2 separate regions of the Homo sapiens genome follow, and region 2 is linked to region 1. The links are chromatin loops, found by intact Hi-C in ENCODE. Cell type or tissue: mammary epithelial cell. All regions are shown on one strand. Each heading gives the region's core, and the rest is flanking DNA. Links, peaks and the distances in the headings are about the cores only. Region 1 has its middle 100 kb from the start of RNF152. Region 2 holds the start of LOC124904314 (a long non-coding RNA gene).

Region 1 (5,383 bases), core at 215-5,214:
AGCAAAACTCAGGGGTTTAGGTGGTAAGCAAAATTGTGATGGTTGCTGCCTTCATGGAGCACAAACAAATGAAAAATAGCAACTGTGGTTTCTGCGACCAAAGAGAGCAGTAGGTGATTCTGTGAGAGACTGTGATGGGACATGGGACACCTGACCTAGTCTGGGGAGTCAATAAAGGCTTCCCTAAGGCAATGCTTGACCTGCAGGTGGGAGATGAGTCATTTAAATGGTAGGAGGGGGTGCATAGTTGGTGTTCAGGGCAGATGGGCTATTTGTGCAGTGACCCAGGGGCTGGTGGGCTTGCAGGTTCAGGAACTGAAAGAAGGGCAATGGAGGGCAATGCATCTGGAGTACAGAGCATGAAGGCTGGTGTCAAGAGATGGGAAAGAATAGAAAGAGCTGTGTTTTATTCACGAGGAGAAACCCTCAGAAAGTGGGACAGGGCACCTGATCAAGAGCATGCTTTCTCCTATACCCTCTCCATTCTGAGTCACGGAGAACATGCTGTAAGGAGGCAGAAGTGATAAAAACTGGTGACATTAAATCAGTCTTTCATCTGGCGAATGTGAAGAGTGCCTAATATGTAGGAGGCATTGTTCTAGGTCCTAGGATGTAAGAGATGAACCAGAAATGTCCTGATTTCTCCTCATAAGTCTAACAGTCTAAGTAGGATGTGACAATTCATAATCATAGTCATATGAATAAACAGTGCATTGCAAATGACACAGTGCTACAAAAGAACAGTGTAGGATGCTCTGAGATCCTAACAGGGGTCCTAACTTTGCGTGTGTTTGGCAGGAGGCTCAAGGATGGTTCCCACTGAAGACTAGGTTGACTAAGAGTTATTGGTATAATTATTAGAAAGTTACTGGGAACTTCAATTATCCCTCCTATTTCTACTCCCAATCTTTATTTCATTAGGTGACCTTGACCTTCATGCTTCCTCCCTCTTATTAAATAAAAACTATGCGAGGCCATTGTTTTGGACTAAACTCCTGCACTGGGTTCCAACAGACCAGACTAAAAATCAAGATGGAATCACCCATGCTCACCAAACCCACCCTGAGTTGTTGTTATCTGGCCTTCCAAGAAATCAGAAGAGAGAGATAGCCCAATTTCCCAAAGAGACGAGTTTCAATCTTCAATCAGCATGAAAATGATATTCCCTCTGTTTTAATCCTTACAACAGACTGACCCGAAGTAACCTGCTGTTAACCCCTCAGATTGTTCTGTCTCCCTATCCCTGCCTTGCAAGGAAATTAACTTTGAAATGGCCAATTCATTTTCGTTCTTTGTTTTTCCTTTCTTCATCCCCTTTTATGTATATAAAGCCAACCTCCCCTGTTCAGTTCACTGGAACACTTATTTTATTTTATGGAATGAAGTGTTGCCCTGTTCTAGAATCACAATAAAGCCAATTGAGATATTTAAGCTAAATTTGTTGTAATTGTGTTTTTTGACACTCTGTATGTAAACGGCAGCAATTGAATAGCAAGGTGACAGTGTTTCTGGTAGAGATGAAAAAACCTACATACTCTGAGAGTCATGTTTGTGAGCTGGATGTGGTGGTAAATGAAATAATAAATTATCAGATCATTGGGGAGCTCTGATTTTGTTCTGTTTATACTATATATTAATCTACCAGGAGGGCAGCAATATTGATATTTCTAAACTAACACCTTTTTTCTTACTAAACCAATTACTTCCAACATGTTAACAGTTCATCACCTCAAACTAGTCTATTTTCCAATCAGTTGAAGACAGAAAATCCATAAGCAGTTTATCAGTGTGTGATGCTGTTTACATTTCAGTGCAGCCATCAATGTGGTTTTTCATCATTCTTGGTACACCCAGCCCAATCTCTTCACAAATTAATGTATTTATCTAAAAACAAGCAGCAACTTGTGCTTATATATGTAGCCTAGAAGCCAGCCAGAGCTGACATCCAAGGAACTTTGGGTGTGGTTGGTTGTTCCCAAAGATAAAGGCCAATATCAGGAATTGTTCTGAATTGACATAGTCCTTTACCAAAAGCACACAAACTCTATGCCTACAGTGAAACTGTAAGTGATAACCCAAAATGACTACTGTAATGTGGATTTTAATTCCATCGTGTCCACTTAATAGTGTATATCTTGGACAAGTTTCTTAAGTTCTCTAAGTTTTCCCACCTCCTCTCCGCTGCTTTTTGTTTAGTAAAGTTGTAATAATTATATCTACTCTGCCCTTCTCATTTAGTTGTTCAAATTAAATGAGAAAATACTTGTGAATATACTTTGTCAACTCTAGATCAATATTTATGTGTAGGATACCGTCATTGCCATACAGGGTAGAATGGCATCATTGACCCCAATTCTTTGCTCCTTCCTGTAACTATATGCCCTTTGCCATGTGACTTTGCAAGTCCTCCTCTGAAGAGGCAGGATGTATTTCCCTGCTTCTTGACTTGAGTTTGGTTATGTTACTTGCTTCAGCCAATAGAATGTGGCAAAAGTGACAGTGCACACAGCTCTGAGCCTAGCCTCAGTCTTATGAAGACCAGTATGTTTCTGCTTGCTCTTCTACGCTCTGCCAATTACCATGAGAACATGTCCAGGCCAGATCTCTGTTCCCAGGAAGAGGAAAGGCATGTGGAGCAGAATGACTTCAGCCTAGATGCCCTAGCTTAGCCCCACCTAGACCAGCAGCCTCCCAGCTGGCCTGTATATATGTATGTGGCTGAGTCCAGCCAAGATCAGCAGAGGGCCCAGTTGAACCATGTGAAGTAAATAAATGTGAATTGTTGTATGGCACTGAGGTTTTGTTGTTGTTGGTTACATAGCACTATTGTAGTAATAGTTAATCAAATCATCCATCCAAACCTCCACCCATCCAGCCAATCAAACATCCATTGGTCCACTAAGCCCATGGTGTTTTCCAGGGACAAAAAGAAGAGATTTCAGTTTTGAATTGACTTTTCCTTCTCTCTTTTTGCTCCTGTATGCTCTTCCCTGCTTGCCCCAATTTTTTAAAATAAATTGTTCAAGAGTTGCAAATAGGGAATATTCTGTATAGCACTTCAAGTTATCCGAATAAAAAGCACAAGAGAAAACTAACAAATTTTTTAAATGTTTACTTCTGATATGTAGATGAGGAGTCTGTTAGGATTCCATGCTTTCTTTTTTATAGTCCAATTTATAGATGGGACTTGTCTATAAGTGAATGCAAAAGACAGAAACAAATTAAGGGCCTTAATGTCACCGAGTTTTGAAAGTCTTTTGGGGCAGTTCTAAGCTAATAATTCAACATAATACACATATTGAATATACACCACATGTAAGGCATAGTATAAGGTCCTGAGGAAACAGAAATAAATGAGGCTCTCAAAGATGTAGTAAGGGAAATGAAATGCAAACTACTCATCATGTTGCTTCTCATCAATTCTGTAACATTTTTTGCACTTTTTTACATTTTAAATTCAAGATGATATGCTGTAGTTTAGTTGGTAGTTAGTGTTTCCTCTTTCTTTGTTGTATATAAAATAACGATACAGATTATAATTGATAGTATCTTAAAGCCAACAAAACAGGAAAGCAGATTGCTATGAGAACAGCATATATACCATAATATAGGATCAAAAAGCAAGGAGAGATGACTTCTTCTTGATAATATAGGGGAAGACTTCATGGAGGAAGAATTTATTTGAGATGCCAAAAAACGTAAAGAATTTTAATTTAAAAATTGAAGCTAGAATAAAGACCACAGTAGGTCAATTGGTTCCTAAACTTTCTATCACCAAGGGACAATTTTTAAATTACCTATTCCCTCCTCCACCCCATGTTGTTGTTTAAAAGATTTGTCATTATAAGTAAATTTGCATTTATCAAGAGGTACTTCACTTTTCAATTTGATAGAAAAACCCATGCATTACTGTTAATCAGAGTTTCTAATCAGATGAGATAATCAGTATTTCACAGTGAGTTAGCATTTTTGGCCAAAAGTCAAGAAACTTCATATTTTAGTTAGTCTATGAGATTATTATTCTAGGTGACTGTTTAATTCCTATTAGGATTTTTGAAATATTGACAATAATTAATTCTAGATGGGAACCACCATACTACATGAGAAGTGCATCGTAAGAAAATATGTAGACAGGGGACCTACAAGTTGTGATTATGAATACACTTACCCAGCGCTTTCAGCAAATGAGGAAAAATGAGAGAGATGGTAGGAAAGTATGAGGGCCAGCTCATAGAGGGTCTTGAATGTCACACTTAAGAATTTAGACTTTCACCGTAACCATGACTGTAGAATTCATTACTGAATACAGAACTAATAGTATGAATTTGGTAAGCAGGAGAGGAGAAGGAGAACTGCCCTATATAACATAGCTAAAGTAAAAACTGAATGACTAAATTTCCACCAAAAGAACAACAGATGTGCCACAGCTTGCATGCTTATCTATTGTGATGTGGCTGCCAACAAACTAAATTTGGGAGGAACCAGTAAGCTTCACCATTAATTCTATATTTCTACATGAAAGTTCCAGGGAAGATACTGTATTGTGTAATAGCAAGAGGTTGAATTCTGAATTCAGACCACCTGGGTTCATGTTCTGGCTTGATTGCATGTTAGCTCTGTAGCTTTAGGCAAGTAACTGAAGATCTTTGACCTTAACTTTTATATATAAATGGGAAAAAATATTATCAATATTAGGAGACATTTGTAAGGATGACATGAAATAATGTTTGGAAGTTGTCTTGTACGTAGTTAGCAGGATTTAATTACTTAATTCATTTCTTTTAGGTTTGCTTGGAAAGCCAAATGTCAAGAGATTTTGTAGTGGCACAGAAAAATAAATTCAGTCTTTTCTCTTTCCATCATCTCGTAAGATGCCAAACTGACTGGTAATCAAGACCCCAGGAGAAAACATACGCTCCAGACACCAGCTTCATCTTGGCAGTGGTCTCAGTTGGACTTGAGAGTAAATAGGAGATGACAGCTGAATCTGGTGTGGAGATTCAGGAAGGTGGTTTTCCTGGAGGACGTTAACTGGAAGTTTATAGATTGCAAATAATGATCATTGTTGTAAATACATGAGGGTAGGGGAGAGAGGAAGCATTTTGGAGAATAAAGTTCTGAAATTCCTGGACAGGATTGAAATGAGAATTCAGAAGTACTAGAGCTTAGTATCCTGTTAAGGAGATCATGGCTGCCTCATTGCTACTGTTCTGCAAATTTCTTTAGCAATTCCTTTTAATCAGTCACGTTTGAAATTGTCACTGCAGAAAATGTTTTCCCAGTGAACATGCTTCGATATATGCTGACTAATAATAGTGAAACCTTATCTTTGGCATGTACTTTTGGACTGTTCAAAGTGGTTTCACATTTATAATTGCATTTG
Region 2 (5,383 bases), core at 141-5,140, 390 kb after region 1:
ATGAGAATTTCCTTATTAAATATAAGTTTTCTTTACAAAAGGGAAAATTTATTCTTTAGTTTTAGGCAGTTAGAGGAAATTTGAGCTCTTCCTCCATCTGCTGGTTCTCAATTGCCTTTAGCTCAAAATAATCCTCATGCCAAAGTGGCATATTTTTTTTGGGGTGGGGGGGGCGACATATTTAGTACTCTTCATATCCAAGCAAATCTAGACTCAGGTTAGAACATTTTCTCAAATGATGATGCATTTGGATGACTAGTTGGCTAGGCTGGGCAACAGATTTAAGAGTGTTTGAGAAAAGGTTACTGCTCATTATGGCTTCAGCCTTCCTGACATGCCTACCTCATGCTCCTTTTTAATCTCATACTGCTAATTTCCATTTAAACACTGTCTCTTCTTAGGGCTTATTAGAATTAGTTGTCTCTGGGCATTACATATTCAGCATTTTGTCTGTGTTCAAAATTTCAGCTAAAGAGAAATTCTCCAAATTGCACAAGACATGATGGAATTCATTCTTTTAACAGCCTTGTCTCACTAGTTTTGTGTTTTGCAGAGGAGAAGGCAGCTAGATTCCTTTCCTTTCATGTAATAAAACATAGAGAAGAATAGGTCTTACAGCAAACCAGAAGCAAAGTTACAATGAAGACAAATATTTGAGAATACATCCAAGAATTTTTTGGGAAAAAAATGTGCCCTGGGAAAATAGATTCCAATCAACACAAATTAATTTCTTAGGAAAAAATTGTTAATATTTCCCTCCTCCTTTATTTCAGCATTGGCATTTTGATTATGGGATTCAATTCATGCCACAGAATGAGGACATGGTTTGATCCTGTCCAATGCAAGTCTTGTTGGGGATGAAAAATAAAATTTGGTACTAATAAGGTGTCCATACCTTAATGGATGAGAAATAGATAAGTTCTTCTGGTGCAGGTACCATGTCTTATTCATCTTTATGCCTCCGAAATGACAAGCCCAGTCACCTGTACATGGTAGATGATTGAAAAAAGTTTACTGAACTGAATTACTGAAGACAAGTGAATCTTGGGATTTGCTGTGTGCTCTTAATCTTTTGAGGCTATTGTCTAGGACAAGCTTGAGTCTTTTCTGGGAATGTGTATTCCTTCTTATTTTTAACTGTATACCTGAAGGTTTGTACATGGTTACTTAATCAGCATAGCATAAAATCCAAGGAAATAGCTCATTTACATTCTGCTTTATTTAAATTAGACCTAGGGAGATCTTACTCAGCTTACTTCATTATTAATAAATAATGAAACTATTCAGGAAGGAAACTTCAGTACTGGGGTGAGGGAGGGCTAGCTGTAACCATGTAGATTGCTAACATTTTAGTGAGGGCTGAGTACTACAAACACTGTGTATGAGCAATTTATGGAGTAAGTTTTAAATATAGCCTAGTCTTGGAGTCGAGGAATAACCAGATCAGTGATTGGTTGTTTCTATGTCTCATACCCAGAGTCTAGTTTTCCCCCTGTTAAAATTATGACCAGTAAACAACTGTGCTTTCTACAAAACTGGGAAAGTGCTTGTAATGGTCAGGCTTGAGTGATGTATGTAGCAAAGCAAAGTTGGCAGGTGCAGAATGAAAGATAGTGGTCACTTCTCCACTCAGGATTTATTTTCATTGTTTTTAGCTGGGAAAATAAATGTGGAGATTTTTCAGACAAACACGGTTTCTTGAAAATGCAGGTAATTGCTCCCATTGGTGTGCTCTGAAAGCACAGTGATACTTGCTAGGATAGATCATGAGCTGACATTACATTTCCAGGCTGGAACGCTGGCCTTTATCACAGCCTCAGAGGAAAAGGAGGCTGAGACTGAATGAGGCTGCAAAAGAGCTGACTGCTGAGACCATCACTTTTGCATATAAATTTTAGATCCTTTAATAACATGAAATGGTCTGGGTGCATTACAATTCCACATTAGGCATTGGCTGGCTGTAGACATCCAGGCAAGTGTAGGGGAGAAAAAGATAATTTTCTTTCTACCCAGTCTGAGTTCTTAGCCAGGACCCACTGTAACAAAAGATGGTTTAACAAGAGAAAAAAAAATAGAAGTTTATTAACATGTCTGCCTCATATATACATGAGAGTCACCCAGGGAAAAATGAGTAAATCCCAAAGAGATGGCTTTGAGTTCAGGCATAAATACCATCTTTAACTGAAACAAAGAAGGGTGTGGGAAAGGCAGGTTATGGGGAGGTAACCAGGAAAAGCACGGCAAACCAGGGTAAGGTTTATTGAGATTTGTCAGTGCTGTCTCCGCTGTTACATCTCTAGTGATTTAGACTGGTACAGAAAGGAGACACGAAATGGAGATTTCCTTCATAGATGTAAATTTTCTTTGTGTAATTTCTACTCTGTTTTCAGAGTTTCTCCTATGTCTGCATTTTCTCGAAATAATCAGCTCTAAATAATTCCTATGCCAAAGAGGCATATTATGGGGTAGCATATTCTGTTCTCTTACATGCTCCTTGCATCCCTTAAAGGGTTTTTTGTGGGGGGTGTTAAATTGTCCTACTATTTAAAACCATCTACCCTTAGTTATATAGTTCTCATGTGTAAATCTTAAGAGTGCAATTTAGGGCAGGCATGGTGGTTTATATCTGTAGTCCCAGCACTTTAGGAGGCTGAGGTGGGAGGATTGCTTGAGCCTGGGAGTTCGAGACCAGCCTGAGCCACACAGCAAGACCTCCATCTCTACAAAAAAAAAAAAAAAAAAAAAATTAATGCAAATTAATAATCTGATGAAAATCTTCCCACTTCCTTTGGGAATGCCAGAGCAGTGAGTCACTAGAGAGCCTTCCAGAGAGGGGAAGTGGCTGCATGCCTGAGCTCGTCACTCATTGGCACATCAGTTATCTCTGCCCTGCAGAGAGCCAAGGCGTCCTTCAGACAGGAAATAGGATCTTAGTGGGTGGCCGCCAAGAGCGCACAGACTTTGAAGCAGGAAAAGACAGTCTCTAGAGCAACATGGAAAGGATCCAGGTAAGGGAGCTTCTGTCGTCAGGGCCACATTGGCACCAAGGGGGTGCAGCAGAGGGGCTGACTTAGAAGAAGGCTAGTTTCTTCCCAATGCCACCCTATTCCACCACCCCACCACCCACGTTCTAAATGGTTTTGCGGAAGTGAATTGCTTAATTTCCCATCTTTTAGCCTTTAAAACATATTTTTCTCCCTCAAGTATTTGTTTTCAGGCAAAAGCAAGCCTCCAAAAGCCCCTTGGTTCTTCTCTGTGTGTCTCGCCCCTTCTGCCTTGTACACCAGACTGCCGGCAAGCAAGCGGGGAGGTGGCGAACAGCTGGGATCCTCCAGTGAAAAGTTTGCTCAGCGCGAGAGATGTCAAGAGGCTGGGATTGTCGCCTATCGGGAGGTGGGGAGCTCTCTCACTCACACTTCCTGGGAAATGAAGGAGAACTAATAGGCAGCCCGCATTTGCAGCCAGCCAACCTGGGTGGTATTCCTTGAAGTGAAGCGCTCATAAATCCCTTCTGGGGCCAGAGCCGGTTTCACAAGCTGCAGGATTTGGGTGGCCTGCCTGCTCTTTGGGAGCGGGCTTGGGAAGCTGAAGAAATTGAATCAGGACCTCAGGCCCTTTACAGACTCCCTTCTACACTTGGTTGCTGATTAAGAACATTATGTGGCATTTAAAATGGCACAATTATCTTCCGTTGGCCGTTCCTAGCTAAAAGTAGACTCCTATCAGCCCGTGACTGACGACAAGAAGGCTCTTCGTCCCTGTTTTTGAAATAAACATGGGTATAATCTGAATGTGTCAACTGCTTATTTCCTAAGGGAGTCTAATGGATAATTTTTAAAATCTAACTTGGACGTATTCATAATAAGCATCGTCCATTTTGCTAAGTTCTTTCCTAAGGCAAATAAATAGAGTCTTGCAATTGCTTTCTTTGTTCTTGTCAGAATGTTTCAGGTTTAGATTTCTCACCCCAGGGGAAGAAGAATGTGTGTACAAGTACATTTGGCAAACTGGGTTTGAAAATGTAGAGGAATATGCTTCTCAATAGAGAAGTTTCCCTCCCATATTTTCTTATGCTATGGGTTGGAAAGGCTATGTTTCCCTGTTTGCCAAATGCAAAAACAAACAGGCAAACAAACACAATTTTTAAAAAAAGTTAAAACAATAAGAAGGCCAGAAGCAATCTAATTTCAGTAATATTTTTAAGAAATTAATGGCCTGTATATGTGGCAACAGACACTTGGAAAAGATCAGGCCGACAGATGGGCACAAGTAAAGCCACAGGAAAACTGGGAAGGATGATAAATATTATCTGTAGGACATTTTTATCCCCCTTGTTAATTAACTATCCTGCTTTTCTTACAACAGCTATGCTTATTTTCCTTTTTACTCCAAAATTGTTTTATTTCATATTGCTTTCTTTCAAGTTTTCTCATATTTCCCTCCTGTGAGTTTTTTTTTTCTTTTTTTTTTTTTCTATCCCAAATCTGCTTTGATTTTCCATCCTGTGTTCTCTCCCACATCTCCTTCAACAAGGTTTTTGCAGGGAGAAAGGAAGGACATTTCCTTTGCCTCTTGTCAACTTCTTAACAATTTTCTTGCTATTAATGTCTAACAACTTTCCAGCCCCAGGGAATACACATACCTTCTTTTTCTATAAATTGTTGTGTGCTGTTCTCACTGCCCATCGTTGAAAATGCAACATGGCATTATTAATCTTACTCTCACTCTCTTTTTTTTTTCCTCTTAGAAGAATTCCACAGATGAATTGGTTCTGCCCTGTATCTTTGAATGGTTTTTATTTTCTGATGTCCAGTGTGGCAGCCTGGCAGAGACATTTAGTTGAAAGAACACGGGGCTCTGGAAACAACCAGTCCTCCTTGGTTCATATTCTCGTGTTGTCACTTATTAACCGAGTGACATTGGGTAAGTTCTTTTGTCCCTTTGAGCTAGTGTCTTCATTCCAATAACTATTCCTACCATCTGAGTTTGCTAATGGGTCTCAGGGAGAGGTAAGACATATATCACTTGGTACCTCATTTCATTTCTCTGATAGCAGAAAGTGGGAAGGTCATGACCAGTCAAGGGGCCTCTGAGTCAATCACGATTTTTCCTTCTGCAGAGTGTAATACCTTCTTTTCTTCCTGCCACAGAAAAAAACCACACTTGCTGAGCCAAAGAAGACCTTTCTGTTTTTTGAATAGCTTTGACTAGGTACATTTCTTGAAAAGGATTCTTCTTTGGCAGGAGAAGCCCAGATTTGAGGTCCCATGGTCCAGGAGGCATCTCATATACCTCTCTTGGTATGCCTACTGTCCCATTTTATTGACATCTCTCAGCAGAGTGGGAGATAAGAGGAGATGATGCTGGAATTCTTTCTGAGTAT

The links. Hi-C counts contacts between places; a loop is a spot of excess contacts. Peaks named below come from ENCODE experiments on the same cell type or tissue, not always from the same donor. Only the 100,000 strongest peaks of a DNase experiment are listed, where the experiment ranks them.
Region 2: it touches region 1 in a loop (2.4-fold over the local background); 2 of 110 quality-filtered maps call a loop at or near these places.

Annotation. Positions count from the first base shown.
Region 1 is chr18:61,993,093-61,998,475 of GRCh38, reverse strand. No RefSeq gene overlaps it. Among named protein-coding and RNA genes, the nearest start is that of RNF152, 100 kb to the right of the region's middle. In mammary epithelial cell, for the core only: a CTCF peak has its summit at 2,732; a DNase peak (open chromatin) is centred at 2,645; H3K27ac peaks cover 2,866 bases.
Region 2 is chr18:61,604,476-61,609,858 of GRCh38, reverse strand. It overlaps LOC124904314 (a long non-coding RNA gene), which reads left to right and starts at 2,914. Exons shown (of 7, transcript XR_007066395.1): 1 at 2,914-3,008; 2 at 3,205-3,393; 3 at 4,748-4,923. RefSeq lists enhancers at 2,633-3,268, 2,381-3,580, 3,269-3,905. In mammary epithelial cell, for the core only: no CTCF peak of the experiment used is centred there; a DNase peak (open chromatin) is centred at 2,878; H3K4me3 peaks cover 1,381 bases; H3K27ac peaks cover 1,690 bases.